Regions from separate parts of the Homo sapiens genome. Here region 2 is linked to region 1. A link is a loop called in an ENCODE intact Hi-C map of the cell type or tissue named here. Cell type or tissue: pancreas. All regions are shown on one strand. Each heading gives the region's core, and the rest is flanking DNA. Links, peaks and the distances in the headings are about the cores only.

Region 1 (15,685 bases), core at 4,754-9,753:
ACAAGGAAAGGAAGAATCAATAGAGATGTAAATGCGTGTGTGCACATGTATGTTTGTATGTGAGAGAGAGAGAAAGATCATCTCCAAGACCACCCTCAGGTTTAGTGAGTTTCAGAAAGAACTCACAGGCCTCAGAAGTCATTCTGCTCATGGCTACAGTCTTCCTAAGGGGACACTGTAAGGGGAAAAGGCACAAGGCAAAGGCTGCAGGAAGCCTGTGTGAGTTGTGAGCACCCTCTCCTAGGGCAGTCAGGAGGGATGTTCCTGACTCCTCCAGCAGTGAGCTGTGATGATGTGTGAGGTGCTGTCCACCAGGATGCTTGCCTGAGCCTGACTCCTGCGTGTGGTTTGGGGGATTGGTCCCATAGGCACACAGGAGGCTACAGAACCCCGGAAGAAAATCGGGGGTTCGTTGTAAGTCACATCATTTGTACGAATTGTCCAGAAATTGTCTGGACAAAAGGGTGCAGGTGATGCATGTTTCTAAGTGTGCAAAACACTCATGCTACAGTGTCCAACTTTTTTGGCTTCTCTGGGCCACAGTGGAAGAAGAATTGTCTTGGGCCACACATAAAATACACTAACACTAATAATAGCTGATGAGCTAAAAAAAAAAAAAAAAAAAAGTCCATGCATAATTTTCATGATAACCTTATTAAAAAGTGGGCAAAGGACATGAATAGACATTTTTCCAAAGAAGACATACATATGGCCAACAGGTATATGTGAAAATGCTCAACATCACTAATCATCAGAGAAATGCAAATTAAACCACAAGATATCTCATCCTACCCTAGTTAGAATGGCTGTTATTTAAAAAGTCCCAAAACAGATGTCGGCAAGGATGCAGAGAAAAGGGAACTCTTATACACTGTGGGAATGTAAATTAGTACAACCTGTATGGAAAACTGTGGAGATTTCTCAAAGAACTAAAAATAGAACTACCATTTGATCAGCAATCTTCCTACTGTGTATCTACCTAAAGGAAAAGAAATCAATATATCAAAAAGATACATGCACTCTTATGTTTATCGCAGTACTATTCACAATAGCAATGATAGAGAAATTAGCCTGAGTGTCCATCAGGGGATGACTGGATAAAGAAAATGTGGGATAAATATATACACAGTGGAATACTATCCAGTCCTAAGAAAGAATAAAAATGTCTTTAGTGACAACATGCATAGATTGGAGGTCGGTATCTTAAACAGGTCAGATCCCAAAAGACAAAGATCATGTGTTCTCACTCATGAGTGGTAGCTAAAAAATGTGTGCACATGGATGTAGAGAGTGGAATGACAGACATTGGAGACTTGGAAGGGTGAGAGGGTAGGAGGTGGGTGGGTGATGAGAACTTAAGGAGTACAATGTATATTATTTGGGTGATGATACCCTAAAAGCCCTCACTTGACCAGCACACGTTGTGTGCATATATCCAATTATGCACGGACCTTTTTTTTTTTTTTTTTTTTAAGATCATCAGCTATCGTTAGTGTATGCATGCTGAATAGGGTATCCAAAACTAGTACCCCACGGATTTATACAAATAAAAAAATGGTTACTAGTAAGGATGACTGTAAGATTTCTGCTTAGATTACTATTGTAGTAGCATTCACCTAAGACATTCTTTGTCCAAAATACTTTCAAATACAAAAATCATGATTCCAAGAAAGTGAAGAAACAGGATGCTCAGAGAAAGGATTGCCCGTTTCTCACTGATTGTCTTTCTATGGGTCAGTGGTGCTGAGCAGGGAATATTCCCTTCCATATTTTCAACAGTAACTTGAGTGACCCTTTACATATAAGCAGACTTTTAATTCCAAATTTTTGTTTGTTTTTTTGAGACGGAGTGTCGCTCTGTTGCCCAGGCTGGAGTGCAGTGGTGCGATCTCAGCTCACTGCAAGCTCCACCTCCCAGGTTCATGCCATTCTCCTGCCTCAGCCTCCCGAGTAGCTGGGACTACAGGCGCACACCACCATGCCCAGCTAATTTTTTTTGTATTTTTAGTAGAGACGGGGTTTCACTGTGTTAGCCAGGATGGTCTCCATCTCCAGACCTTGTGATCCGCCCGCCTCGGCCTCCCAAAGTGCTGGGATTACAGGCATGTGCCACCACGCCCGGCTAGTTTTGTATTTTTAGTAGAGACGGGGTTTCTCCATGTTGGTCAGGCTGGTCTCGAACTCTCAACCTCAGGTGATCCAGCTGCCTCAGCCTCCCAAAGTGCTGGGATTACAGGCATAAGCCACTGCGCCTGGCCTAATTCCAATGTTTGACCGAGGAATGAAGTCACTTACACTGGATGGCAGAGTCTGCCTATTGCTGGCTAGAATAGACAGTGAAGATGCATTCCCGAATAAACCAAAGGTGGTAGATGGTGTCTTTCCTTAGCCAGACTGTGTGGATAAACATTGCATTTTTATTTATTTATTTTTTTGAGACAGGGTCTCACTCTGTCACCCAGGCTGGAGTGCAGTGGTGCAGTCATAACTCACTGCAGCCTTGACCTCCTAGGATCAAGCGATCTTCCCACCTCAGCCACCTGAGTAGCTGGGACTACTTTTTTTATTTTAGGCAAAGAGAATGTACTTGGCTAATTATAAAAACATTTTTTTGTAGAGACAAGATCTGTGTTGCCCAGGCTGGTCTTGAACCCCTGAGCTCAAGAGATCCACCTTGGCCTCCCAAAGTGATAAGATTACAGGCATGAACCACTGCACCCAGCCTGCATTTCTACAAACTGATAGATGGGGTGAGAAAAACAGTTAAGCCAGAACATACAGGTGCAAATTATGGCTCTGAAAAGTATTTGTGTGATATTAGAAATATTAGTGTGCCTTCATTTTCTCATCTGAAAAGTAATGGTAAATGGTAAAAATTTACAATATCCTCCTTCTGGCTCTGTTTTTCTTGTCATTTATTGATAAATGAATTATGTGTTATCTTTTGTTTGTTGCCTGTTTCTGAAGCATAAACTCCAAGGAAACATTGGTTTACTCATCCACACTAAGTAGGATCGTTAGTAATCGTTAGTAACTGAACATCAGAGAGAATATGACAGCCTCTGAATAAAGAGCTTATGCTGGCATGGGAAACAAATGCAAAACCGTCGTGGCAAGCAGAGGGCATGAAGTCGGGGTTTCAGTGTTTCGCCTGTTGCCTGTTACCACCCATTACACAGAAGTAGATTTGGGACTCAGGTACTCTTATTAGTTGGTGTGGTGCCCTCTGTGGCCTGGTTCTGGATCTGCAGCCCAGTTACTGAAAGTAGATTTGGGGCTCAGATCCTGTCATCCATGTATGTGGTGCCTTCTGCGGTCTGGTTCTGTGCAGTTCTCTTTTTATGACTGGTAATCTCTGTGGCCCAGTTCTGTGGAGGTGGTTTTCCATCTCTGATTCTCTCATCAGTGTGTGCTGGTCTTTGGAGTCTAATTAATTCGAAGTTGATTTTGGATATTATCCTCATTCGTGTGTGGTGCTCCCTGTGGTCTGGCTTTGTGGAAGTCAATTTTGGATTCTGATCCTGTCATACATCTGGCATTCTGCAGTCCCATCACATGGCACTGTGCCCTTCTTATGCTGCAGTCTTATTATGAGAAAGGAGGTTCCATACTCTGATCCTCTCATCTATACGTTTAGGTCTCTGCAGTCTGGCCTCAGATGGGTTTCATATAGGGTGTGTAATTTGGCTCTGAAGTGGTAAGACAGACTTTTCTGTCATCACGGCCATGTTGCTTAATAGCTCACCTGACAGTCTACTGGAAGTACAATTCTTGTAAAAGAGCTCTTGCCTGGCACTTTGTCTTGAGAGCAAGGGGACTCAAGTCAAGAAATAATGTGTTTATCTTCAAAGCTCCCTGGGAAAGCAAATTTGGAAAATGGCACTCATTTTCTGGGTTGCAAGATCAATGATGAATCATGTTTGCTTTTTATTACTGTTATAGAGTTATGTCTCTCCTTGGGAACATGGCTCAGTATTGAAAACATTCTCAATACCCTCAAGTTGTTTTTTTTTTCCCCATGAGGATAAAGGAGAATAAAACACAAGATAAATGAGGAAAGGTAAGAGGGAAAAAAGAATTTGTATATTGATTTGGAGTGTCTTCAGGAATAAATAGGAGATGTTCAAAGCATAAAGGAGAACGTTAAGAAGACTAGGTGTATAGATGTGGCGCCAGAATGGTGGTGGTGGGAGATAATTCAAAAAATAGTATTTGTGCACTTAGGAAATACTTTTGCAGGTTACCTGATGTGAAATTACAATATTGATACCAGCACATAACATCCTAGAGGGAAATCCTATGTGCTTGTTGGATAGGGTCTCGGTCATCAAGTCCAAGTTTATAGGCAAGTCCTATAAGCTTGGGGGATTAGCCAATGGTTCTCAAATGTGATTCCTGCACCAGCAGCATCAGCATCTACTGGGAACTTGTTAGAAATGAAAATTCTCAAACTCCACCCAAGTTCCTTAAATCAGAGCCTCTGGGGTAATCCAGGCACTCTTTTATTTGTTTTGTTTTTTTGAGATGGAGTTTGCTCTGCTGCCCAGGCTGGAGTGCAGTGGTGTGATCTTGGCTAACTGCAACTTCAGCCTCCCGGGTTCAAGCGATTCACCTGCCCCAGCCTCCAGAGTAGCTGGGATTACAGGTGCACGCCACCATGCCCAGCTATTTTTTTGTATTTTTAGTAGAGCTGGCGTTTCGCCATCTTGGCCAGGCTGGTCTCGAACTCCTGACTTCAGGCAATCTGCCCGCCTTGGCCTCCCAAAGTGCTGGGAATACAGGTATGCACCACTGTGCCTGACCAGCAGGTGCTCTTTAAACAAGCTGTTCGAGGGGACGAGGGTTCACCCTCCGGTTTGTTTGAAACAGGAGGTCCTTGAGCTCACGCTGAGCAGCTTACCTTTCCAGAAATGGGCAAGCTGGAAATCAGCTAAGTAGGTTCATACTTTCAGTAGGAATGGTACACATTAAGTATCTTAGTGCATTTGGGAACTGGCCATTAGTGCAGCCTTACACCATTTTAATAAACTATTCAGACCGTGTGAGTTTTAGTGCTGCCATAAAAAACTTCATACTAGTGCCAACTTTTAAAATGCAAGGATCAAAAGTTGACCCTACCACACTTAGTTCATACTTGCATCCTTTAAAAACATTCCACAGAGGTGCAGGTAACTTACATGTCCTTCTGTTGGAAAATTTAGATTTTCGCTAATATAGATTTCACAACAATCATGGCATTTTTTAGATACTTTTGCACCTTGCCACAAAACTCTCACTCGCTGTGATCATTTTATGTGAAACCATAAAATATTAAATACCCTCACCAAATTGTGAATAAATTTGCCATATGATGTGGACTATCAGGTCAGGGAAACCCAAGCCTGAGGCCACACCCGGCTGGCAGCCAGGGGCACATGTGGCCTCTGCTTACACTTAAGCCTCGTATCTCATCCTGCTGAAAGCGGACATTAGTTTTGGAGAGTGTACCCAGTGTTGGCACTTGACTCCTGCCTCATCAGACTGTGGGGGTCAACTGTCCAGCTGCCGACAGTCCAGAGTTGCTGTGGGGACTCAGCAGGTGGCGAGTACTTGTGAAGCTCCTAGTAGGGTACCTGTGCTGCTTCCAGGATGCTGGTGCTCAATGTGATCACATCTGTAATTTGCTGAGTAACTGAATTTGTAATTGTAATTTGACTCTTGATGGCTGCCAGAACGACAGTGTTAATGAAAACCGTGCCAACCAGGGCACATTTAGGAAGGACTGTGTGCTGTATAAATATTCAGAAAAGCTTTTTCAAAAAGACTTCGAGAGAGGGTTCTGGACTGTCATCTGTCTATCTGATGAGCTTGGGCCCATTTTCTCATCTGCGTCCCTCAGAGAGTATGTGCGGATTCCGTGAAAGATGGTACATGATAAGCACTTGATAAATCTGTCATTCTCTTTGAGGGATTACTTTATCTCTGGTATTCTCTTCCACTTAGAACACAGGTGAAATATTCATGCATTTTGTTTACTCAAAAGTCAAAAAAGTTTTTATTCTCTGATATATAAAACCAAGAAAACTTTAATACATAATATGCATAGTTTTGTTTTTTTAAAAGGAGAAAGTGGCAGAAGTACAGACCTGTGTAGAAAAATACACCCAAGCAGCTGTTCTAAGCAGTAATTCCTAAAATTATGAATAGCACACAAATCTCAGTGAAAGCCTCATTTCTTAAAAAAAAACTCACATTTGCTTAACAACTTAAAATGTGATAAGAAATATAACCTTCCTTCTTGATAGCCGACCCAGTTATATAACAGACATTCAAGAATCAGCAATAACTTAGTAAAAGAACATTTCCTTTGTGAGGGTAACATTATTAGTTTTAGTTCCACAAAAACTGCTTCTGACTGCTGGGGCACTGAACGACATGCCCTTCATCAGAGAGCAAGTCCGGGGGGTGCGGATCCTCACCGGAGAGGTCATGGGGAAGCATCTTTGGTCTTCTCTTGCTTAGGAACAAAGGGCCAGCAATCCATTGCATACAAATAACATCAAACACAGGTGCAGGAATTCACAACTCCTCAGCAAAAGCTATTTCTTAAAAATAGAACTTGCTTTTCACTTAATATTCAGAAAAAATGAAAATGCTGAGATGCAGTTTTCCCTCTTAGCAGTTCCATGTTCACGAAGTCAGGACAGTTCTGCCACTGACCAGCAGGTGGTGCTGGACCACAAGGAGAAGCAGCGGGAGGTACGCAGCTCCGACAACCTAGAAAAATATTTCTTTACCTGTATCTGTATGAAAGATTTGGTCAGAGTTCTCAAAGTATAAATGTAACATTTTATTCAAGCAAAACACATTATATAAAATTTAATTGTATCAAATAGGAATTTTTAAAATTACTAAATATATAAACGTTGCTGGAAGATCAACATAAAGTGAGGATGAATTTAGTATTTGTTAAAAATCACTAAGTTCCACGTGACTTCTTATAGTTAAAAGTGAGAACTGCCAGTGACCATTCTAGAAATGAAAATTAGCATGTATTGTGACTTACTAAAAGAAACGTCTGTTTCAGAAAACAAAGATGAGAACTCACGTGCAAATGACTGCATTCTCAAAGACATTGCTGGACATGTGCGATGCTTATCCTTCATTTCTGCTGAAAACATTTCCGAAATCGCCCTCAGAGTCAGTCAACCCACAGGAAAAGGGTCATCTTAGAGGCAATAGAGGCTTACATCCCAAATGGGACTGCTGAGCCCAGTCCAGCAGAGCTGCTGCTTCCTACCCTGGATTTCCCCTTGAGGCTGAATGGGCCACCTATGTGGGTCACAAAAATAGCCCCTGGTCTGGTGCTGTGGCTCACGTCTATAATCCTAGCATTTTTGGAGGCTGAGGGGGGACCGTATCACCTGAGGTCAGGAGTTCAAGACCAGCCTGACCAACGTGGTGAAATCCCATCTCTACTAAAAATACAAAAATTAGCTGGGTATGGTGGCATGTGCCTGTCCCAGCTCCTTGGGAGGCTGAGGCAGGAGAATTGCTTGAACCCAGGAGGCGGAGGTTGCAGTGAGCTGAGATCCCTCCAGCTTGGATGACAGAACAAGACACTATGTCTCAAAACAAACAAAAAAAAGCCCCGGAACAATTCCACAGCTGCGGGTGCCATAAGTGTGCTGGTGGGAGCTCTCCTGTCCCAACCGAATTATGACTATGAACAGTGTGAAAATCTGGAATTCATCTCCATGGTTGTACATGGACAGGTTTGGGTGTATTTTTTTTTTTTCCCGAGACAGAGTCTTGCTCTGTCACCCAGGCTGGAGTGCAGTGGTGCGATCTCAGCTCACTGCAACCTCTGCCTCCCGGGTTCAAGCGATTCTCCTGCCTCAGCCTCCCAAGGTAGCTGGGATTACAGGCGCCTGCCACCACACCTGGCTAATTTTTATATTTTTAGTAGAGACAGGGTTTCACCATGTTGGCCATGCTGGTCTCGACCTCCTGACCTCGTGATCAGCCCACGTAGGCCTCCCAAAGTGCTGGGATTACAGACGTGAGCCACTGCACCTGGCTGCATTCGTTATTAAAAACCAGCCTCTTGTCACGTACATCAGCACAGTCGGCCTCGCCTGCAAGTCAGCAGAGAGCACAGCAAGAATGCTGAGATATGTTGCATGGGCCAACTTACTTAAAAACATGAATTTGACTATTTTAAAAAAGTAATTTTAAAGCTTCACTTTAAAAACAAAGTATTTGTAAAAATTTTAAAAAGCATTTTTTTGCACTTGGTCAGATCTTTTCTATCACTTTGCAAAGGCGCCAAGACCTGCACTCAGGCCTGGTATAGAGTGTCTCTACAGGCGTTCATTTTAAGTTCTGTGGCGAAATTCTATAAAAATAGGCAATACTTGTGTTTTTATATCCGGAAGTTGAAACAAAGAGCAGCGTTGTTTTTGTGGTCACAAAAACAACAAAAAATGAGCGGATGCAGTCTGCAGGTCCTGTCCCTGTCCTTACCGGGGAACTGGAGCTAGGATTTGGGGGCCTCTCGGGAGTCTAGAGCGTGACCGCGGGCCCGTGCTCCTCCACGCCGCCTGGCGGCAGCGCCAGGCTGTGACGGGGGTCGGCCCGCAGGGAGCTGAGCAGCCGCTGGAGGCCGCCGTCCAGGGCCAGGTCCCGCTGCAGCCGCTGCGCCAGGCCCGCGCCATTGACCCGGGAGAGGCTGCCTGCGGGCGCGCCCGGGGTCTGGGGGGGACGTGCAGGCTCCAGTGTGCCCTCGATGACGACGTCGTTGTCCTCATCGCTCTCCGCCTCGTCGGGGTGGAAGTTCTGCAGGACGCGCGGGGCGGGGGGACCCACGAAGCCCGCGGTGCCGTCCGAGGGCGGTCCCGAGCTGCCCAACGCGCGGCCGCCGCGCACCACGTTGTTGCGCTGGTTGGCGGGCTTGACGGTGACGATGAGGTTGTGGCTGTTGGCGATCATCATGTCCGTGACCTGGTCCAGCGTCTTCCCGGCCACCTCAATGCCGTTCACCTCCAGGACCTCGTCATTCACAGCCAGCAGCCCGGTGCTCTCCGCCAGGCCCCCGGGTACCATGCGCGAGATGAAGATGCCGGGCACCTTCTCCAGCCCGTGCGGGGTCACGCGCACGCTGGCGCCATCGCGGATGTAGAAGCCCAGCGGCTTCTCGCAGCCGTGCCGGTGCAGCCGCACTCGCCGGTGCGTCTCGGGGACCAGGTCCACATCGATGATGGATGATACGGGGCGGAAGTCGCGCGGGAGGCCGATGTCCAGGTGTGCACGCCGCCGGGGTCCTTCATCACGCAGCGCGCCCAGCGCCCGCCTCCGCCTGCACAGCGAGCCCGCGCCGAGGCTGCCACGCTCGGCCTCCTCTGCGGGAGAGGGGACAGTTAGAGGGGACACACAACCGAGCCCCGCCTGAGCCCTCGGCCGTCATACACCTGGCACTGCTGTTCCATCTGCGTGACGCCGAAGCACCCAGGGTGCACAGGAGCATTCCAGACCTGCAGGCTGAGCTGAAATCAGGCAAGCTCAAGTGCAGCCCCTAAAATTAACTCTCTAGCACTCTCCTTACAGCTCCACAGGCACCAAACCAAAGAACTCAGAGATTAAAAGGTGCTAGCAGGCAGCTGCAGCAGAGAGAATCAATGGCAGTGGAGGGTTTAGGGCTTGGAGGGCTGGCGAGTGCCTCAGCCTTCTGGGAGGCAGCAGGCTGGACTGGGGACTTCTTAAGCTTTGCCCATTCTCCCATATTTCCTTCTCTCAACTGTAAGACGGAGGCTCGTTTTTTTCTAAGGTTAATTACAACTAAGAGAGACCTTTCCTGCTTTCTTCTTTTCTATGCGCAAGCCCCACCACAGTGTCTTCTAGCCAGCATTCAAGGCCCCTGAATGTGTCACTCAGTCGGGCGTGTGAGCATTTCCCTGCGTTTTTGGTTAGCAGCTGATGAGGGGAGATGAGTAGAGGAAGGAGTGGGATCAGAGGATGGCTGCTTCCCTTCTGTGAGGTCCCGCACAGTCAGTGCTATTTGTAGGCACATGGAGCCTCAAGGCTCACCAATATGCCCAGCCTCCCATGGGGGCTGTGCAGCTCTCTTCCTCAGGTCTCCCAGGGACCCTGTGGGATCCGCCTGCCCACACCTGCCAGCCTGTGGCATGACACATTTGTGGCAGTGTGTAAACTTTACCCTAAAGTTGGGCTACTGCAAAATAAAATGAAAGTCCACTGAATTAATCAAGCAGAAACGTAAGGAGCTTAGTCTAAAGTAAAAATTTTAAGTGAAGAGACTGGTGGCATTTGGAAACTCTGAATAATGCATTTTCCTCATGTCAGAAAAAAAATCTTGTTTCATTAATTTTTATATGAAACCTCTTGTTCTTGACACACACGACTCTGTAAGACAGGCGTCTCGGGGAGCAGAGGGAAGGGCTTGCTCTGTGAGGCTTGGTCCTGTGGAGTTGGTGGCATCCACAGCAGCCTGCTCTTTGGGCTGGGGAGGCTCACATCTTTGCTTTGCCAGTGAAAGCCAGTAGGACCGGGAGCCCAGGCAGAAGCAATGCCATAAACAGGCGCTCCTCAGAGCAGAGACCTCCAGGCTCCAGGGGTCAGTCTGGCTTCTGCATTTCAGTGAGCAGGCAGGGCCCATTATGACTTGCTTTGGAGATGGGGAATGCTGGTTGACAGTTCTGGAAAGGACTCGAAGACAAATTACTTCCACCATGGAGGCAACATTCAGGCAGCTTGGAGAGGAGGCCAATGCTCAGGCATCACATCTCTCAACCCAGCAGAGCCCATGGCTGCCTAGACAACGAGAAGGCCCTAGCACAGGCTCTGGCACATGCTCCAGGCAGCAGGGTTAATGCACCCTGGAGCCGGGATGCCCCAGCATGAGGACTGTCTTCCTGGGAGCTGGCATCCTGGCCAGCACTCAACACATGCTGCTCAGTGACGGAACCCATCCGTCATCAGTTATCAGCATAATTTATTACCCACTGACACAGTAAGGTCTGGAAGGACTTTTGAAATAAGATGACTTTTAAAAACTATACCTGTAAACCCTGTTTACCCTGACGTGATTATTATGCATTGTATGCCTGTATCAAAATCTCATGTAACCCATAAATATATATACCTAATATGTACCCACAAAAATAAAAAAATAAAATGACACTTGTAATACTTCTTCCCAGCTGTGACCACCGGGGCTGGGTGTGCATGTCTGTCAAGTCCTTTCTTGCACACTCACACGTACATGTGGCTATGGTTGTGCTTGTTTTATAGAAATGGGATCTTGGTTCCTGGCCAGCACCCGGCCTCTCTGCACCTCATAGACACTGCAAATCCTTACTCAGTGACTTCAGGGATACAGGTGAGTGGATAAAGTCCCTGCCCTGAAGTAGCCATGAAGCGAGTGGGAGAGATACAGACTGAATTTTACATACAGCTACATGGAGAACACCGTGAGACTGGATGTGCACAGGATATGATAGGAACAGTGCGGGGGCATCTGGGGAGGTGGCAGTTATGCTGCCCGGGGTGTGGGGATCAACAACACAAAGTTCAAGAGAAGACGCCGGAGGGTGAGTGGCACAGAGCTCCTCTTCCCGTGATGAGGAGAGACTACCTGTAGAGTCCATCTGGTCTGGCTGCTGCCGCAGGTTTGGACTAACCAAGGGCCTGGGACAGAGTGGGCTCTCCCTGGACTAAAAGCTAAACCTCACTGAAGGCATCTGCCTCATGATTGCTCATTCTAAGTGGGAGGGACTGTGGATCCATGGGGCCGCAGATGGAAGTGTGGCAGTGTCCGAGGCACAGTGCTCTGCCTGCTTTCCATGATACGGGCTCTTCCCAAGGGGTCTCCTTGGATGACAAATCTATGCACTTTCAAGAAGGCAACCCCTCTGGCAAACTCATGCCTGCAAGAACATTGTGGTGCAGGTGGCCATCCACATGCTCCTCCTTGAGGACAGGCCCTATGCTCAGGCCCTGTGCTCAGAGCCACGAGCAGCAGGGCCCAGGAGAAGAGACTAAGGTTTTATGCAGGGCAGGTGAGGCCTGAGATGCTGAGGGTAGGGGAGTAAGAAATGGTGTGTGTCCATGTGTGAAACAGCCTGGCCGCCTGTCCCACACACGGGCAGAGTACAGTGAGGCTTGGCCCGGGAGAGGTGACACCTACTGTTCCAAGCATCCTCTTTCTCTCTACCACTGACTCACAGAGTTTGAGGTTCAATTTCACCTCCCTCTGAGAGCCGCTTGTCTTCAAGTCCCAGTTCACAGCCACCCATCCCGGGAGCCCCACCCCTGTTCCGCATGGTGCATTCCCTTCCACCAAAACCACAAACCTGTCTGCGTCACAAGGGCCAGGTGGAAGCATCTCGGCCATCCCCACAGGGCAGCAAGTGCTCTGGCCGTGGTGCACGGTGGACTGGATTGAGGCTCAAGCCCAGAACTGTAGGATACAGAGAAGGGCACAGCGGGCCGGGCCCCTCCTCGTAAGGGGCTTATAAATCACTTAGGTAGACCAGGGTTCCCTGCACCAATAAAAGCAAGTGTGTGGACCTCTGCTTCCCAGAAGTCATGTAGTTCTTCCCATCCCTCCTAAGTTCAACAAAAACCCTGGATGTTACATACAAAACAACAAATATAAGATGACGCAGGAGAGAAGTCGCACTAGCTGGGGCCTCAGGACCGGAGAAGCAACATGGCAGCAGCTCCTTGGGTTTTCTTTTAGCCTTGTCATCCCAGACTTGGAGCTGAAGGCACCAGCAACCTGGATGCACCAACAGGCATAGACCAAAAAGCCCCATCAAAAGTCTGCTCTGTCTGTACAAAGATCAGAAAGAGGCAGCCTAAAAGGACGGAACACGTGTGGACAATAACTACCCCACCTGCTGCACCCCACACACAGAGCCTGGACCCTCACCTCCTCAAGGCTAGAATGGGTGCCCAACAGCCCCTGGCTCTGGTGCCAGAGAGACTAAGCAGGGAGTGAGGACCTGGCCTTTGTATTTTGTCCATGGGCCCCACAGTCTTGAGTGGGCCTCTCCTCCCTCAAAACACTTAGGGGCCATCCTAACAGCCCCTCCTCCTGGCCAAGTCCCAACTACTGCAAATCCCTCCCCTGCACTCCAAACCCTCCAACCTGTGAGGGGCGTTGCCTCTGTGATGTGCTCTCCATGTGTCTAAAAGGCTCCAGCTTTTAACTTTCATGGTTGGGTGTTTCCACCGGGTCCACACTGCTCTTCACGTCACAACTGAATGTCATGCCCATAGTAAGAGGATGAAACTGGGGGGTCCTGGGCCTTCAAGGACTTGAGCAGAGGGGAGCCTTGTTTACCCACCTAACAATAATGTAAAATATAATCCTAGCCAACCTCAAATTAAACCTTTTGAAGATATGTAATGGGGGAACCTGCCCCCAATATTTCAACGTAGGTTCTATTTTCCATAAATGTCAGCCAGCTGAGCAAGAGAAAGAGTACAAAGAGAGGAATTTTACAGCTGGGCCACCAGGGATGACATCACCTATCGGTAGGTCCGTGATGCCCACCTGAGCCTCAAACCAGCAGGTTTTTTATTAAGGGTGTCAAAACGGGAGGGGGTGTAAAACAGGGAGTGGGTACAAAGATCACATGCTTCAAAAGGCAAAAAGCAGACGTACTAATAACGGTCTAACAAAGATCACATGCTTCTGAGGGAACAGGACAAAAGGAAAAAGCGGAACCACTGATAAGCATCCAACAAACACAAGGCAAAGGGCAAAAGCAGAACCACTGATAAGGGTCTATGTTCAGCAGTGCACATATTGTCTTGATAAACATCTTCAACAACAGAAAACAGGGTTCGAGAGCAGAGAACCGGTCTGACCACAAATTTACCAGGGCAGAGTTTCTCCCCACCCTAGTAAGCCTGAAGGTTCTGCAGGAGACCAGGGCGTATCTCAGTCCTTATCTCAATCACATAAGACAGACATTCCCAGAGTGGCCATTTATAGACCTCCCCTAGGAATGCATTCCTTTCCCAGGGTATTAATATTAATATTCCTTGCTAAGAAAAGAATTTAGTGATCTCTCTCCTACTTCCATGTCCATTTATAGGCTCTCTGCAAGAAGAAAAATATGGCTCTTTTTGCCTGACCCTGCAGACAGACCTTATGGTTGTCTTCCCTTGTTCCCTAAAAATCACTGTTATTCTGTTCTTTTTCAAGGTGCACTGATTTCATATTGTTCAAACACATGTTTTACAATTTGTACAGTTAACAAAATTATCACAGTGGTCCTGAGGTGACGTATATCCTCAGCTTACGAAGATAACAGGATTAAGAGATTAAAGACAGGCATAAGAAATTATAAAAGTATTATTTGGGAACTGATAAATGTCCATGAAATCTTCACAATTTATGTTCCTCTGCTGTGGCTCCAGCCAGTCCCTCCATTCAGGGTCCCTGACTTCCCGCAATGGATATGTCTTTGCCTCTAAAATTTTAGTAAAGGTTTGTTTTGAAAAAACATGGTGTTGAACTGTTAACCTCCAGGAAGTTGCCAGAAAACATAATTTATCATTTCCACTGGGTGCGCTGGCTCACACCTGTAATCCCAGCACTTTGGAAGGCCAAGGTGGGTGGATCACCTGAGGTCAGGAGTTCAAAACCAGCCTGACCAACATGGTGAAACCCTGTCTCTATTAAAAATACAAAAATTAGCTGGGCGTTGTGGCATCCACCTGTAATCCCAGCTAGTAGGGAGACTGAGGCAGCAGAATCGCTTCCAGACAGCGGAGGCTGCAGTGAGCTGAGATCGTGCCATTGCACTCCAGCCTGGGCAAGAAGAGCAAAACTCCATCTCAAAAAAAAAAATTATCATTTCCGCTTATTTCCTAACATAGCTACCACTTTGTCACCATTTGGACCTGTAAACAAATGTGACTGTTCCCTTGTATTTTTCCTTCTGAGATGAAGGCAGTCATGTCAGCGGCACACAGCCTCAGCTCATGGACACCGTATGGTCAGGTCGGCACCAACACAGCACACCACCCCAATCATGAGTGTGTTCCTCCTCTCTGCCGCACCCCAAGCAGAACAAAGGCCCAGATGCAGGGCTGCAAGTGTCTCTCTCAGCAGCCCCACTGCATTCTGCTAAGCAGGCGACACAGTCTGGGGCACGTGTGCCATGGCAGACACTGCTGGTGTGACCCTCGGTCATGGGGGCATCAGGACGCCTTGTCTCAGTGGAAAATCTCCACCTCCCTTAGAATTTAAAGGCGTCAAGTTCATTGAAAGCGATCAGTTACAGCCTCCTCCATGGTCAGATCTAGTTGCCCCAAACACAACAGCTCCGTGGCAGCTTTTTTACAGCAGCATTTTCAAGTTTCTGGTAAATGTCCTCTGTAGAGAGCGTCAGACAAGCAGGGGAGGTACGTGCCCCTTTCATCCTGTCCTGGCTCCTTACATCCTCAGAGCACGAGACAGTCCACAGGGTCCTCACTCCCCATGTCCACCTTCCCGGGGAACTTCAGGGGAGTGCATAGCCCTCCCTGCAGACCAGGAAGGTCTGGTCCTCCCCCGACCATAAGGGGGCTGTTCTCACAGAAGTCCCTTCAGGGCCCCTTCTCCACACCACAGCCACCTCTTTTGGGGCCCCACAACTGCAAACACTTGAGGATCCAACAAACCAGAGCC
Region 2 (15,685 bases), core at 5,999-10,998, 220 kb before region 1:
CAGACCAGCTCCAGTCCAACTGCTCCTGGATTAAAAAGCAATTTTACCACTTGGGGAATGTGCACCAGGAGACTGTCTCCTAATGGGTAAGGAAGATCCGATTTCTCATCAGGTCGTGTTTTCATGTCTACAGGAGCACATGAGAGAGCCTGGTGTAAGAGGATCTGATGGCCAACGTGTCCAAGGCATTGGAGCAAGAGCAACTCCATTGTGAATAGAGGCTGGCTAAGATGAGGCTGAGGCCCTCTGAGCTGCGTTCCCAGACGGTCAGGCATTCTTAATCACAGGATGAGACAGGAGGTCGGCACAAGATACAGGTCATAAAGACCTTGCTGATAAAACAGCTTGCAGTAAAGAAGCCGGACAAAACCCACCAAAACCAAGACGGCCACAAGAGTGACCTCTGGTCGTCCTCACTGCTACACTCCTACCAGCACCGTGACAGTTTACAGATGCTGTGGCAACATCAGGAAGTTACCCTATATGGTCTAAAAAGGGGAGGCATGAATAATCCACCCCTTGTTTAGCATATCATCAAGAAATAACCATAAAAATGGGCAACCAGCAGCCCTTGGGGCTGCTCTGCCTATGAAGTAGCCATTCTCTTATTCCTTTACTTCCCTAATAAACTTGCTTTCACTTTATGGATTCACCTCAAATTCTTTCTTGTGCGAGACCCAAGAGTCCTTTCCTGGGGTCTGGGTGGGGAGCCCTTTCCAGTAATAAACATGAGAGGGACAGAGAATGCCAGAGAGCTTCCTGTTGGGACTGGGATGGCTGGAGGGCATCACAGCACTGGTTTCGAACACTGAACGGAGAACTGCCATGCAACAAGAACCTGGGCACATCAGACCCCTGCAGGCACCCTCGGGACCCACAGATCGCACACTCGATGGGCGCTCGCAGGACGTGAATGGCATCTCGGTAACGCCAAGCTCCACCCCAGAGCCACAGGGTGCCTTTCACCAGGCTACGGAGCCTCCTGGGCCACACTGCTCAGGGACATTCTGCAGGGGAGGAAATTGCTCTTTTTTTTTTTTCATGATTCTTGTATGAATTCTAATTAAGAAACATTACATTCAGAATTATAGCACTCACAGTGATAGTTTTCAGAAGACTGTAACAGCTTCTTTGCTACTTAAGGGGTACAGACGGTGCAGCTGCTTACCTGAATGACTTCTTAAATGAGTGACTACCACCACTCTAATTTTCCTAGTTGTAGCTCTGTTACAGGTTACTGACCACAAGTGTTGGCAAAGAAACTGTTCTTTTAAGCACTTTGGCGCTCCCTGGAGTGACGGCCATTCCCAGCAGCTAAACTGTATCATACTCCCACTTTAACTCTGTGACTGTTTCAGTATTTTTAAAAATACAAATCGACTCTCCAGGAAAAAACAAAAAAACGAAAAAACTTCTCACTTCCTTCAAATCCCTGGTCCAGGCTCACCTGACCTCCTGCAAGCTGCCCTTCAGGGCAGGTCCCAGCCCTACCTGCTGCGTCTGCTTCTCCACCCCACTCCAGCTGAGCAGGCAGAGCCTGTCCTTGGAAACGGCCCGGCCACCTGGGAGGGAACAAACAGGCACTGCCCAGACCCGGAGCTGCAGGCAGGGCTCAGCAGGACCCCAGGCGGGCACACAGGGGCTCATCTGGAGGGACCTGAGGGGCACAGGCTACAGTCGGGAGAGCCCCGGGCAGGCACACAGGGGCTCATCTGGAGGGACCTGAGGGGCACAGGCTACAGTCAGGAGAGCACAGACAAGAGGCCCCCGAGGCCACCAGGGCCGACTTTTACTTTATCCTAAGGATCAGGGACGCAAAAGGATTTTAACAAAGACGGCCACACCACCTGCTGCAGAATGAGTATAAATGCCCTTCTTAGCCTTCGAGGCCGGCACTGGCCTCGCTGACCCCTCTAATCCTGCCACCTGTGCAGCAGGCGGCAACAGGGACAGGCAGACGACACAGCTGGGGCCAGAGGACGACGCAGAGAGACCCACATCAGAGACCCTCGGGGAGTGACAGAGCCCCCGCCCCAACCCCAGTGAGTGGGACAGGCTGAGTGGGGACTGAGCACGTCTAGGGCCAGAGTGGGAGGGCCAGCCGTGCCGGCTTCCAAAGAGGACCCCGGGAAACAAACACCCTCCCACTCGGCAAGGACAAATCAAGCAACTGCCGAGACAGGTGTCCGCGTCCCAACCCAAGGCTGCCCAGACAGACAAGCGCTCACCGCCGCACTGCCCTAACAGCTGCTGAGACACATTCCTGCAGCCGCCTCAGCTAGAGCCAGGGAGGCCCTGGGAGAATGGCCTTGCCTGCTCTCAGCCTCCTCTCATCTTCAGGAGCCTTTTCCCCCCTTTACCCTAACTGACATCTCCGGGCCCCTCATTTGCTCAGAGTCTGCTCAGTGGGGCACCCAACGGTGGACAGGTGAGAGAGGTGAGGGGCTGGGCTGTCACCGCGGCCAAGGGAGCCATGGCCCTCCAGCCTGAACGGCTTCTGCCCGAAATCAGGACACAAACACAGCATCATACACAGCAGAAACAGCCCAGAAAGGCCCCAGCCCAGATGGCACTGGAATAAACAGTTTTCCCCAAGTCACTTTAAAATGAAAGTTTTGGGCTACCTACTTCTAAAGAGGACTTCAGGACAGTTCCAGGAGTTCCTCCATGACACACCCCATGGAGAATGCTTGGCTGCTGCGTTTACTCAATGTAGCCATTGAACAGAAACTCAAGAGCGTTGCTCTGCCAGCCTGAAACCTTCTTCATGCTTCCAGCCATCAGGGTTTCAGCCAGGTCAGAAACAACAGAGGCAGTAGGCTCTTCCAGAACAGCAGTGTGAGGCTCTCCACAGACCCTCTCCAGCAACATCACTGCCAGTGGTGAACATTACAAACAGCACCCACTTAAAGTCCCTAACGTGTCTTAGGGACACACGGCGAATGGAGAAACGCTTATCCAAGAAAACCACCTAAGTGGCAGCAGGAACAGCAACTTCGTGACACTTGGGCCACAACCTGCTTCCCCATCCCCATGTGACAAAAGCTCTACTCCCAGCAGGCAACCGAGAAGACAGGCTCCCTCTCCCCCAGTGCCACTGCAGCAGTGGCGGGCACCCGAGCTCTTCATCGCCTGCTCAGCTCCTGTCTGCCCAGGCTCCCTTCCTCCACTCAGCCCCCACCCATGGCGCAGGGGCAGAGGACACTGAGCATCCCTTGTCCCTGCCTCAGCTTGCTCACTGGGAGAGGTTCCACACAAGCAGGGGCAAACTAAGAAGACCAGAGGCAACAACTCACTTCCCATGCAGCACTCAGAGCAGAGCTGTCACCCTCAGAGGACCAGAGGTTCTGTCCTGGGGATGGCGGTATCAGGATAGAGAGCTCCGTAGCTCTCCCTAGAGGGACTCCCTGCTTAGAGCAGGTACAAGTTCAAGTGTAAGGATGCTAACAAAAACAACAGAGACCTCGGCAGCCAGCAACTAAGAGGAGCTAGAAGCTCCATGATGAGCTCAAAGTTTATCAAACAGAACCAGAAAGGACAACCAAGAGGAGCACTCCTGGGAACAGAACCACCACCAAACACTGGCCCCAATGGCCACCCTGCCCAGCTGTGGGGAATACATCCCCCAGGGCATCATCAAATCAGCCAGCAGCCATCAATGAGTGGAGGCCAACAGCTGGTTTGACCACCAGAAGCTTAACGGGAAGATCAGGGAGGGTCACAGCCAGCCAGAACCACCACATCTGAGGGAGAAGAGGCCCAGAGACTGCACTAGTCCAGCCAAATCACAAAACAAACAAGCAAACAGTAAGTCATCCTTCCCCCAAGTGGGGGAATCTGTATCCACAGCTGCTACTATAGTTTACCTAAAATGTCCAGCTTGCAACAAGAAAACAAAATGAGTTATACAAAGAAACAGAAAAGTGTGGTTCACACAGGAAAAAAATAATAAGCAGGACACAAACTGCTTTTGAAGAGGCACAGGTGTTGGACTCAGTAGAAGAAGACTTTAAAATAGCTATTATAAATATGTTCAAATAACTAAAGGGATCCATGCATAAAGAATTAAAAGAAAATATGATGACAACAACTGATCACATAGAGGTTATCAATAAAGAGACAGAAATTCTAAAAAAAAAGAACCAAGTGGAAATTCTGGCATTGCAAAGCACAACTAAAATTTTAAAACTCACTATAAGGGCTCAACAACAGACTGAGCTGGCAGAAGAATCAGTGAATTCAAAGAAATATCAATAAAGACTATGCAACCTAAAGAACAAACAGAAAACAGAATTAAGAAAAAAGAACACAGTCTCAGAGAAAGGTGGGATGACAGGAAAGGGCACCGGCACATGCAGAATGGGTGAGATTGTGGAGAGGAGAGAGGGGAGCAGAAAAAAAAATTCAAGGAGATAATGACTTTTGAAAACTTCCCAAATATGATGAAAATATTAATCCACATACCCAAGAAGCTCAACAAATTGCAAACCTGATAAAGAGATCCACACCCTGACACATCACAGTCTAAATGATGAATGTCAAAAAACAAAGACAAAATCTTGAAAGTAGCAAGAGAAAAATAATTTATCACTTACAAGGAAACCCCAATAAGATTAACAGCTGACTTCTCATCAGAAACAATGGAGTCCAGAGGGCAGTGGAATAACATATTCAAAGCACTGAAAAGAAAAAAAAATCATCAACCAAGATTCTTACATCTAGTAAAACTTTTTTTAAAAAATAAGGGGAAAACAAAGATTCCCAGATAAACAAGAACTGAGAAAATCTGTTGCTAGTAGGCAGACCTTACAGAAAACAAATTTTTCATGCTGAAAACAAGAAACATCAGACGCAATTCAAATCCACATAAAAAAAGAGTACAGGTAAAGACAATGATGTAAGTTATTATAAAAGATGATATCGGTCACATGTCTTCTCCTTTCCTCTCTTAGTTGACTTAAAAAGTAACTGCATGAAACAATATGCATTGTATTGTTTGGGGGCCTTTAACATAAAGAAATGTAATATATTTGACAATAATATTAATAGCACAAATGAGATGGGATCAAAACTGTATTAGAGAAAGAAAATGACTGTAGATGGTAACTCAGTCTCAGAAAGAAATGAAAGGAACCACAAATGGTAAATAAGGTTAATATAATAACTCCATAATATATGTTTGTTCTCCTTTCTTTTCTCAAGTTCTTGAATGACATAAAATGTATATAAAGGAACAATCAGAAAAATATATTGTTAGGTTGTAATATATGTAGACAAAATATGTATAATAATCATACCATTTAAAAAGGGAGGAGGAAATCGAACCATGTAGGAGTAAGGTTCCTGTCACTGGAATTAAGTTAGTATAAATTTGAAGTAGATTCTGATAAGTTAAGATGAATATTGTAAGCCTTCAAGTAACTACTAAGAAAATAATTCAGAAAACATTATTTAAAGAAATTAAAATGTTACATTAGAAAATATTTACTTAATACAAAAGAAAGCTGTAAAGGAGCAACAGCTAAGGGGAAAAGGCATAGGATATACAGAAACCAGAAAGTAAAGTAGCAGATGTAAATCTGAACATATTATAACATTAAGTGTGAATGAAATAAACAATCAAATCAAAGGGCAGAATTGCCAGAATGGATTTTTTTTAAAGATCCATCGTATGTATACAGAAGACTCATTTTAAATTCAAAGACATAAAAAAGTTAAAAGTAAAACAATGGAAAGAATATATCAAATGGCAACCACAGGAGACATGCATGTGATGACACTAACGTCAGAAGACACAGATGTCAAAAGAGAAAATATGCATATACGTCCCTAACAAACAACAGTGCCCCAAAATACATCAAACAAAAACTGACAGAAGTGAAAAGAGAAAAAGATAATTCAAAAATAGTTACAGACTTCCACACCCACATTTAGTAATGGACGTAACAACTACACAGAAGAACAATAAATCATAGACTTGACCTAACAGACAACCCTCCACCTTCACCCAACCACAGCAAAATGCACATTGAATATTCTCCAGGACAGATCATATGCTAGGCCATAAGATGTGCCTCTATTTAAAAGTACTGGAATCTGGCTGGGCGTGGTTGCTCATGCCTATAATCCTAGCTCTTTGGGAGGCTGTGGTGGGTGGGTGCCCTGAGCTCTGGAGTTTGAGACCAGCCTGGTAAACATGGTGAAAACCCTGTCTCTACAAAAAATACAAAAAAAATTGGCCAGGGACGGTGGCACACACCTATAGTCCCAGCTACTTGGGAGGCTGAGGCACAGGAATTGCTTGAACTCAGGAGGCAGAGGTTGCAGTGAGCCAAGATCACACCACAGCCAACAGAGCAAGATTCTGTCTCCAAATATTAAAAATAAATAAATAAAAGTACTGGAATAATACAGAGTATATTCTACAATTATAATGGAAATAAATTTGAAATCGATAACAGAAGACATTTTGGGATATTCACAAATATGTGGAAGTTAACACATTCCTAATAAGTGGGTCAAAGAAGAAATCTTGGAGTAAATTTTAAAATACTTTTAGGTGCATGAAAACAAAAACACAACACACCAAAGTATAGGATGCAGGTAAAGCACCTGCTTAGAGAGAAATTATGGCTGTCAATAACTACATTAAAAAGGAAGAAAGAAAAAAAATCAATGTTCTAACCTCCACCTTAAGAAAAAGAGTAAATTAAAACCAAAGCAAGCATAAGGAATGAAAGAATATTGGAGTGAAATAAAACACAGAATAGAAAAACAATAAAGAAAATGAACAAAACCAAAAATTGGTTCTCTGATAGGCAATGTGGATGTGTTGTGTTAAAAAAAGAAAGAAAGAAAGAAAGAAAAGAAAAAGAAACACCTTTTAAAAAGTTGGTTATTTGACCAGAACAAAAAATTGACAAATTTTTAGCTAGACTGACCAAAAAAAGAAAGGAAAGGAGGGGATCAAATTACTAAAGTCAGGAATAAAAGAGGAACCATTACTAATGACTTTCCAGAAATACAAAGGATTATAAGGGAATACTAAGAAAAATTATATGTCAACAAATTAGATAACTTGGGTGAAATGGAAAAATTCCAATACAAACTACCAAAACTGACTTACAAAGAAACAAAAAATCTGAATAGACTTATAACAAGAGATTGAATTCGTAATTTTAAAACTTCCCACAAAGAAAAGCCCAAGCCCAGATGGCTTCACTGGATAACTCTAAAAATATTTAAAGAGAAATTAGTGTCAACCCTTTGCAAACTCTAAAAAGATAGAAAAGGAGGGGAACATTTCCCAACTTATTCTATAAGGCCAGTATTATCCTAATACTAAATCTAGACAAAGTCATCACAAGAAAACTACAGACCATCATGTCTTACGAATACAGATACAAAAAATCCCCAATACAATACTAGCAAATAAAATCCAGCAACAGATAAAAAGTGTTAGACACCATGACCACATGGATTTATCCCAAGAATGCAAGGTTGGTTCAACACACAAAAATCAATCAATGTAGTACATCATCATAGTAGAATAAAAAATAAAACCCACATGATCATCTCAACAGACACGAAAAGCATTTGGCAAACTCTTTTATTATAAAAACACCCAACAAACTCGAATAAAAGGGAACTGCCTTAACCTAATGAAGGGCAACTATGGAAAATCCATTAACTAACATCTACTTAGTGATGAAAGATGGAATGCTTTCTCACTAAAATGAAGAATAAGATAGGTGCATCCACTCTCACCGCCTATAACCAGGATAAGCAATAAAAAGAAATAAAAGCAACTACATTGGTAAGGAAGAATTAAAACTATATTTGCAAATGACAGAATCATATATAGAGAATCTACTAAACAACTCTTAGAACAAACCAGTTCAGCAGAATTGCATGATACAAGATCAACATGCAATGATCAATTACATTTCTATAAAGTAGCAATGAAGCAGCAGAACTGAAATTAAGAAAACAATTCCATTTACAATAGCATCAAAAAGGATAAAATACTTTGGAATAAATTTAACAAAGTCCAAAATTTGTCATCTAAATTTTTCTCCTCCCTTCCTGTCTCCCTCCTGCTTCCCCTTCCCGCCCCCATCTCCCCACACACAGAAGAGCATGGACAGGCTTCTAGTAACTACTTCATGCTTGAAAACAGCAGAGCTAGGAGTTGATTAGTTTGCTGTAGACTCGGCCACGCTTGGTAAAGATGACGCACGCACATGCACAGATGGAAGCAACAACAGGAGGAAGTACAGCTGCAGGAATGAAGCAAAAGGAACGTGCTGCGGACAGTGCACGCGCAGGGTACATACCCAGGAAGGACCGCCTGGGGGCAACCTTGACTTCTTCATCCTTGCTATCTGCAGCTACACGTTAAAAAGGGAGACAGAAACAGAAAGGGGAAAAAGACAGAAACATACTGGTTTTAACATGGGTAAACAGCTGTGTTCCCAGAACTTTTTGCATTTCTTTAAAAAAAAAAAAACAAACCAGAATAGAAAGATCACAAGATTTTGGTTTTTGTGCATTAGAAAACCCACTTTCTGAACTATTTTTCTGCAAACCTAACCTCTTCCAATATCATAAAAAAGTGAATGGGGAGAATGGGAGAAAAATTGAGCCAAAAATTGAAAGTTACCACATTTCCATTTAATCTCTCGGGAGAAAGGCAGCATGGGAGCCCGTCACAAGCGTGCTGTGCTGATGGAAAGCAGCCAGGCAGATCCTGCTTCCCTTTTCCTAGAAACTCATCTGTATGCAAGCTGCGGCTGCAATATAGCTGCCCCAGGTCAAAACTCTTCAGAAGGCTGCCTGATAAAGCTGTTTTCAGAGTACACTCTGCTGTAAAAGGACAGCTGGTTCCGCACATGCACTTGACAAGCACCTCTGCACAGACACAGACACAGGGACAATGTGACAGGGACCCAGCACCCTCCAGGGCCCAGCACTGGCAATGACAGGTTATAAGTCAACCTTCCTATCTGCGCAGCCCCAGGACAAGACAGCAGCCAAGGTCCTGGAAAACAGTGTGGCCTCTAGGTGGCTCCTGGGAAGCCCCATGGGGTTTGGGATTGAAGACAGTTGATAAACAAGAGACTCAAATAAGTCCTGGGATCAGAAAGCAGAAGTAGGATCAAAGGTTGTGTTTGCCTGCCCCAGGCAATGTAGACTTAAAATGGAAATTTTGCAAGTGAACAGCTAAAAGCAAATACGAGGTGACCTCTGACCTCTGCCCTCTGCTACTTGGACTTAGGGTGTTGTTCCACTCACAAGGCAGGAACTGCAATATCTCTACCAAATTTGAGGGTTTTATAAACCAATGCAGCATACAAAGTGCAGTCTTCTCTCCTCCCTCAGCCTCCCCCAGCACTGCCTCTTGGATTCTATGGGTCCCTCAGCTCGTCCTCTCTGTTGCTTTGATTTAGACAACATCCCTCTCCACGGGCGCCTCTTCTAAAGACCAAGATCCTCAAGGGGTGGGAGGGAGGGACCACCCAAGGCAGGACTGCTCAGTCCACACTGTTTCCCTTCTCACATCCAGGTGTGACTGTGAACAGGCAATGGTGGGAGGCAGCCAGCCGGCAGGCTGGGGAAGAAGACATGGTTCAGGCTGCAGAGTCACATCCCACACCAGGCTGTGTCCTAGGCACAGCCTCAAGCTACCTGAGGCTCCTTGCCTGGAAAGCAGTGTGATCAGATCCACGTTTGTGTAGGATGGAATGCAGAGTTCTGATGCTGAGAGAGCTGCCAGGAACATTTTCAACAGTCACACACTTCCACAGATCTGTGCTGAACACGTCCTCCAGACCAGGCACTCAGGATCCAAAAAGGGCCCAGCAACATTTTCCTTTTCCTCCACACTCGGCATCAGGAGGTGGTGTCAGTGTCTTCTCCCCTTGATCATGGGTGGGCTTGTGACCACTCCAGTCCACAGAAGCAATGCTGTGATTTCCAAGACTTAGGTCATAAAAAAGATACAGCTTCCACCTGCTTTCTCAGGTAGCTCCCCCTTGGGACCTGGCCGCCATGTTGTGAGGAAGCCCAGGTCTCATGAGGAGGCCTTGGTGGGTGTCCCAGCAGAGCCTGGGTGGAGGTCCCAGCAGATAGATGGCTAGCACCAGCCATGCCAAAGAGCGAGTGAGGGAGAGAGAGAGAGAGAGAAAAAGCAAGAGAATGAGCTTCAAGGGCTGCAGCCCTAGCCTTTGAGCCTCCCCAGATGCTCCTGAGGACAGCAGAGACCAGCTATTCTTGCCAAGCTCTGCCCAAAATGCACTCACAAGCAAAATAATTGTTGTCCTTCCAAGTCCTAAGATTTGGGGTAACTTGTGGAGTAGCCAAAGAGACTGGAACAAGAGAGACACAACAAGTTATGGTTCCACATGGCCAGCAGGAAGGAGGCTGGCTGGGCCACAGAGGCCATCACCTGCTTCCTGGGACTTTGGTCCATGTCACGACTGGAGACCACTGCTGTTGGCACATGAAGGAAGGTTTGCACTGTACCCTGTCGGTACGGCGTGTATGGGGAGTGCAGGGGTGATAGTGACAGGGAGGTGCCAGACAGCCTGGGACCAGGGAAGAGCACATGATCACAGTGGCCCAGGCGAGCCCCCAATGGGAGGTACACAGGCAGATACAGGGATTCCTAATGTGACGTCCAAGAATCTCAATAAACCCCTGAAAATGCATGCAAGATGGCACATGACCCCTACATACAACACATTTTCCAGCTTTCTTGAATTATAACTAACTCACCTGTTTAAAGTGTACAATTCAATGGTTTTTAGGATATCCACAGTTGTGCAAACACCATCACTATCTAATTTCAGGACATCTTCAGCACCCCAAAAAGAAACCCTTGACTAACCAGCAGCCACTCCCTCTCCCTGGCCTCCAGCCTGGAACTGAGTGTTGAGATTTGGGACAAATTTCAAGTAAATTCAACCACCTGACTTTGAGCCACAGACAATTATTTCTCAAATAACCCCTAAGAGGAACTTAAAAGGAAAAAAGTACATGATAAAACAAAGTTAAACTTTATAAAAGCAATATTTAAAATGAAACAAATGACCCCGTGTATCCAGTTGCTGGTGCACCCCTGACAAGGTGCGTTTGTTTCCTGGTGACGTATCATGCAGCAGCGACCTGACCTCCGTTCCCAGCGGGAAGTGTCCTGAGGATGTGCAATCCTGAGCATATAAACCTCCACCCCCAATAAAACAAACGTTTTCAGTAACCGGGAGGCCGGCGCTGGCATGGTGACCCTCAGACTGCCGTGCACAGAGAGGGCTAAGGGAGGCATGAGGATGCCACATTCCATTATTTGTGGGGTCCTTGAGGGCAGAAGGGAGGCAGAGCTCAGGCTAAGCGACACAGCCAGGCCTGGAGGTTTGAAGTCAAATGGAAAGAATTGGTGTCCACTCATGAAGTATTTCACCTCACCAAAAAAAACTCCCTAGCTCCATCCACTGAAAAAGCCAAAAAATCAACCTGTAGGCCAACCCTCACACATGCCTAGGCCGTGGTCTCCAAACACTGTGTCCCAGATACCAGAGCTCCTTGGAGAAACGACGGATTCTAGGTCTGGGGCAGGAGATGTAGCCGCCACACGAGCACCCTGTTATACCAGGATCCTGTGTAGAAGCGAGACCCCTCATGCTGGGTCGAAAGGGCCCAGCAGCATCTGACGCGGCTCCCCGGCCAGAGGGAAGAACTGGAGCATTAACAAGCGTAATAATCCAGTAACACACCAAACGTCCAACTCACATGTTCAGAATGACTCAGAAACATGCACTCATCATTGCAAGATGCTAGGGAACCAACTTTGAAAACTGGTAAAGAGACCCGCATTTCCTTTATAAATTACACCTGTGGATAGCTGAACAATGGGTACCCGCCCATTTCTCTGCAGAGGGGCTCCAGCTAACAGACAACAAACATCCTGCAGCCCCTGATGAGCTGACGGCCTCAGCATGAGCCCCACAGTGGCCGCTGACCACACGCACCTCCGACGGAACGACGCAACCATCCTGCGAAACACAAGAACCAAACCTGGATCCGATAGGGCCTCAGGGTCCGCTATCTTTTTAAAATGCTCTTTCACAGAAAGAGCCAAGGACAGAACACCTTGTCCTTGTCCACATCCCAGGGACATAAAGACACGAGGAAACACCAGGAGTGCCATCTCCACTGCAGGGCTTCCCAAAACTCAGCCTGCAGGAGTACTCAGCAATCTTGTTAAAAATGCAGGTGGCACTGATGCCGCAATACAGACCACGGGCAAAGTTGAGAGGAGCTAAGGGAGAACCCACGGATTTTTAAACAACAAAATCGTATATACTGCCAGACACAGGGGCTCACACCTGTAATCCCAACGCTTTGGGAGGCTGAGGTGGGAGGATCGCTTGGCTTGAACCCAGGAATTCAAGGTGATAATGAGCTTTGATAACACCACTGCACTCCAGCCTGGGCAACAGAGTGAGACCCTGTCTCAAAAAAAAAAAAAAGAAAGAAAGAAAAAAGAAAAACCTGCAGGAAGGAGACCTGAATGCAACTGTGGGTCCAATCACCCTCGGGACTTTATGCCACCCTACCTACTTGGTAAACGCTTGAAATTCTCCATAATGCAAAGTGAAAGGTAAAAAGAAATAACCCAGCACACGAGAGACAGGTGTGCACTCACTCCCAACCGCAGTCAGCCATGGCCTGGCCGAAGAGGCTCAGCTCCGCCCAGGGGTTGCACCGTGCTGATGCCAGCCCTGCCTTCCTCAGGCTGGGCACTCGGGGCCCTGTGGGACATCTCCCTCCAGTGAGGGGCTCTGACCCTGACTCACAGCAAAAAGGGCTTGGGAAAACATCTCAGTGGAATGAGGGTTTCTTTTTAAAGTCTGATCATAATTTTGAAAATTATGCCAATTTTGTGAAAGGCGACTGTAGAAGAAAAAAGGAAGAGACTTGGAAAGCATGCCACGAGGTTCAAAGTAGTCACCTCTGGAGGGTGGGGTGGAGGCTGTTTTTTTGTTTTGCTTTGTTTTGTTTTTTAAGATGGAGTCTCACCCTGTGGCCCAGGCTGGAATGCAATGGCCCAATCTTGGCTCACTGCAACCTCCACCTCCAGGGTTCAAGTGATTCTCCCACCTCAGCCTTCTGAGTAGCTGGGATTACAGGCATGCGCCACCACGCCCAGCTAACTTTTTGTATCTTTAGTAGAGACGGGGTTTCACCATGTTGGCCAGGATGGTCTCGAACTCCCGACCTCGTGATCCGCCCACCTCGGCCTCCCAAAGTGCTGGGATTACAGGCATGAGCCGCTGCGACCGGCCAGAAGCTGTTTTACTTTATATTCTGTCTTCCCCAAATGTCTACCATGAGCATGCACTGTTCTTTATAATCAGACAACAAATTATGTATCTAATTTTTTAAGTAACCTACTCTTTCTTAATACCATTTATGTTTCTTTTATATTAACTTTCAAACTGAATTTGTGACCTTCAAAACTTAAAATCCCTATAAAAGATAGCTGGAAAACATTTCCGCTTTTATTTCATTAGGTCGTCTGACCATCCATGAGCACAGTGAAATGCAGCTATTCAAACGTTTCCTCATAAGTTATTTTCATGTCCTCATCGGTCTGCCAAGAATTGTGCCTCTCAAGGCCCATGATCCCCCTTGGCATGTCCTCACCCTCAGGGTGAGGCTCAAGAATGTACTTGGCAAAAGCAATAATTGACAAAGGGGATCTAATTAAACTAAAGAGCTGCTGCATAGCAAAAGAAACTATCAACAGAGCAAACAGACAACCTACAGATGGGAGAAAATTTTTGCAAACTACGCATTTGACAAAGGTCTAATATCCAGCAACTATAAGGAACTTAAATTTACAAGAAAAAAATGAATAACCCCATTAAAAAGTGGGCAAAGGACATGAACACTTTTCAAAAGAAGACATACATGCGGCCAACAAGCGTATGAAAAAAAGCTCAACATCACTGATCATTAGAGAAACGCAAATCAAAACCACAATGAGATGCCGTCTCATACCAGTCGGAATGGCTATTAATAAAAAAAAATAACAGATGCTGGTGGGGTTGTGAAGAAAAAGGAACACTTACATACTGTTGGTGGGAGTGTAAATTAGCTCAACCATTGCAGAAGATGGTGTGGTGATTCCTCAAAGACCAGAAATACCATTCAACCCAACAATCCCGGTACTGGGTATAAACGCCAGGAATATAAATCGCTCTACTATAGACACATGCACACATATGTTCACTGCAGCACTATTCACACTAGCAAAGACTTGGAATTAACCTAAATGCCCATCAATGAAAATCATCTAGATTTTCTTCTGGATGAAGCAAATGTGGTACGTATACACCACGGAACACTATGCAGCCATAAAAGAGAACAAGATCGTATCCTTTAGAGGAGCACAGATGGAGCTGGAGGCCATCATCCTTAGCAAACTAACACGGGAACAGAAGACCAAATGCCGCATGTTCTCACGTGTAAGTGGGAGCTAAATGATGAGAACACATGGACACACAGAGGGGAACAACAGCCACTAGAGCCTGTCGGGGGGTGGAGAGCAGGAGGAGGGAGAGGACCGGGAAAAATAACCAGTGGGTACTAGGCTTAATACCTGGGTGATGAAATAATCTGCACACTGGCCGGGCGCAGTGGGTCACGCCCGTAATGCCAGCACTTCGGGAGGCCAAGGTGGGTGGATCACTTGAGGTCAGGAGTTCAGGAGTTAGAGAAATAATCTGTACACTAAACCCCCGTGACAAACAATTTACCTATATAACAAACCTGCACATGTACCTGAACTTAAAAGCTTAAAAAAAAAAACAGAACATGTTCAGAGCCAACAACCTTCCCTTAAAGGTGACGCCGCTGACAGGAAGACAAGGCTGGCCACCTTGCTTGGCATGGGGCTGTGCTGCAGGAGCTACCGATCGGGCGGCCAGAAGCCAGAGCTTTCAGTCTGAACTCCAGTGATGTTCCTGCCTTGCCCTCCCCTCTCCTGGCAGATGAGAGGACATGAGCCCACACCTTTCATCAAGACGCCCTGCAGGAACAGGCCTGGCCCATCCACCAAGGGGACGTGGACATGTATAAACTCAAACCGGACTCCAATATTAAGAGTGCTGCAGAGGTAAATCTTGAGAATTCTTTAACACACACAGCTACACCCCAGGACACAGAGCTCAAGAGCGGATGTCCCACTTGAGGTCATTTGGGGCCCAGGAGTCATGCAGCTTGGTTCTCAGTCCTCCCCGGGGGAGGGCAGGCACAGGTCACCCAGGCTGACCCCAGGAGCCCGGCCCCCTACCCCTCGTGGCGGCCCTGGACTGCTTCCCAAATACTCCAGGCCTGAGGAAAGGGTGCCCCAGCTTCCTATCGCCTCCATAACAAGGTACCACAAACGTGGCAGCCACAATGCAGGCTGATTATCTTAATTCTGGAGGCCAGAGGCCCAGTGGTCTCCTGAACTAAAACCAAGGCTGTGTCTCCTACCCATTCAAGTACAGGCAGAACTCAGCTCCCCGTGGTCGGGGGCTCTGCTGCCTGTAAAGCGACGGCCGACCCATGGCAGAGAGCCAGGCCCTCAGCTCCAGCACCTGACCATCTCCTCTGCGGCCCTTGTTCACGTCTGAGGACC

What was found. Hi-C counts contacts between places; a loop is a spot of excess contacts. Peaks named below come from ENCODE experiments on the same cell type or tissue, not always from the same donor. Only the 100,000 strongest peaks of a DNase experiment are listed, where the experiment ranks them.
Region 2: it touches region 1 in a loop (3-fold over the local background); 5 of 110 quality-filtered maps call a loop at or near these places.

What each region holds. Positions count from the first base shown.
Region 1 is chr18:80,151,227-80,166,911 of GRCh38, forward strand. It overlaps PARD6G (par-6 family cell polarity regulator gamma), which reads right to left. Exons shown (of 3, transcript NM_032510.4): 3 at 6,006-9,380. The coding sequence ends at 8,545. All of the region lies in intron 1 of PARD6G-AS1 (PARD6G antisense RNA 1), which reads left to right. Among named protein-coding and RNA genes, the nearest start is that of PARD6G-AS1, 11 kb to the left of the region's middle. RefSeq lists a silencer at 8,524-8,593. In pancreas, for the core only: CTCF peaks have their summits at 6,700 (motif pointing right) and 8,600; DNase peaks (open chromatin) are centred at 6,724, 8,765 and 8,965; H3K4me3 peaks cover 328 bases.
Region 2 is chr18:79,925,633-79,941,317 of GRCh38, forward strand. SLC66A2 (solute carrier family 66 member 2) reads right to left here. Exons shown (of 6, transcript NM_025078.5): 4 at 8,337-8,390. Among named protein-coding and RNA genes, the nearest start is that of SLC66A2, 18 kb to the right of the region's middle. In pancreas, for the core only: a CTCF peak has its summit at 8,347 (motif pointing right); a DNase peak (open chromatin) is centred at 8,329; H3K27ac peaks cover 1,265 bases.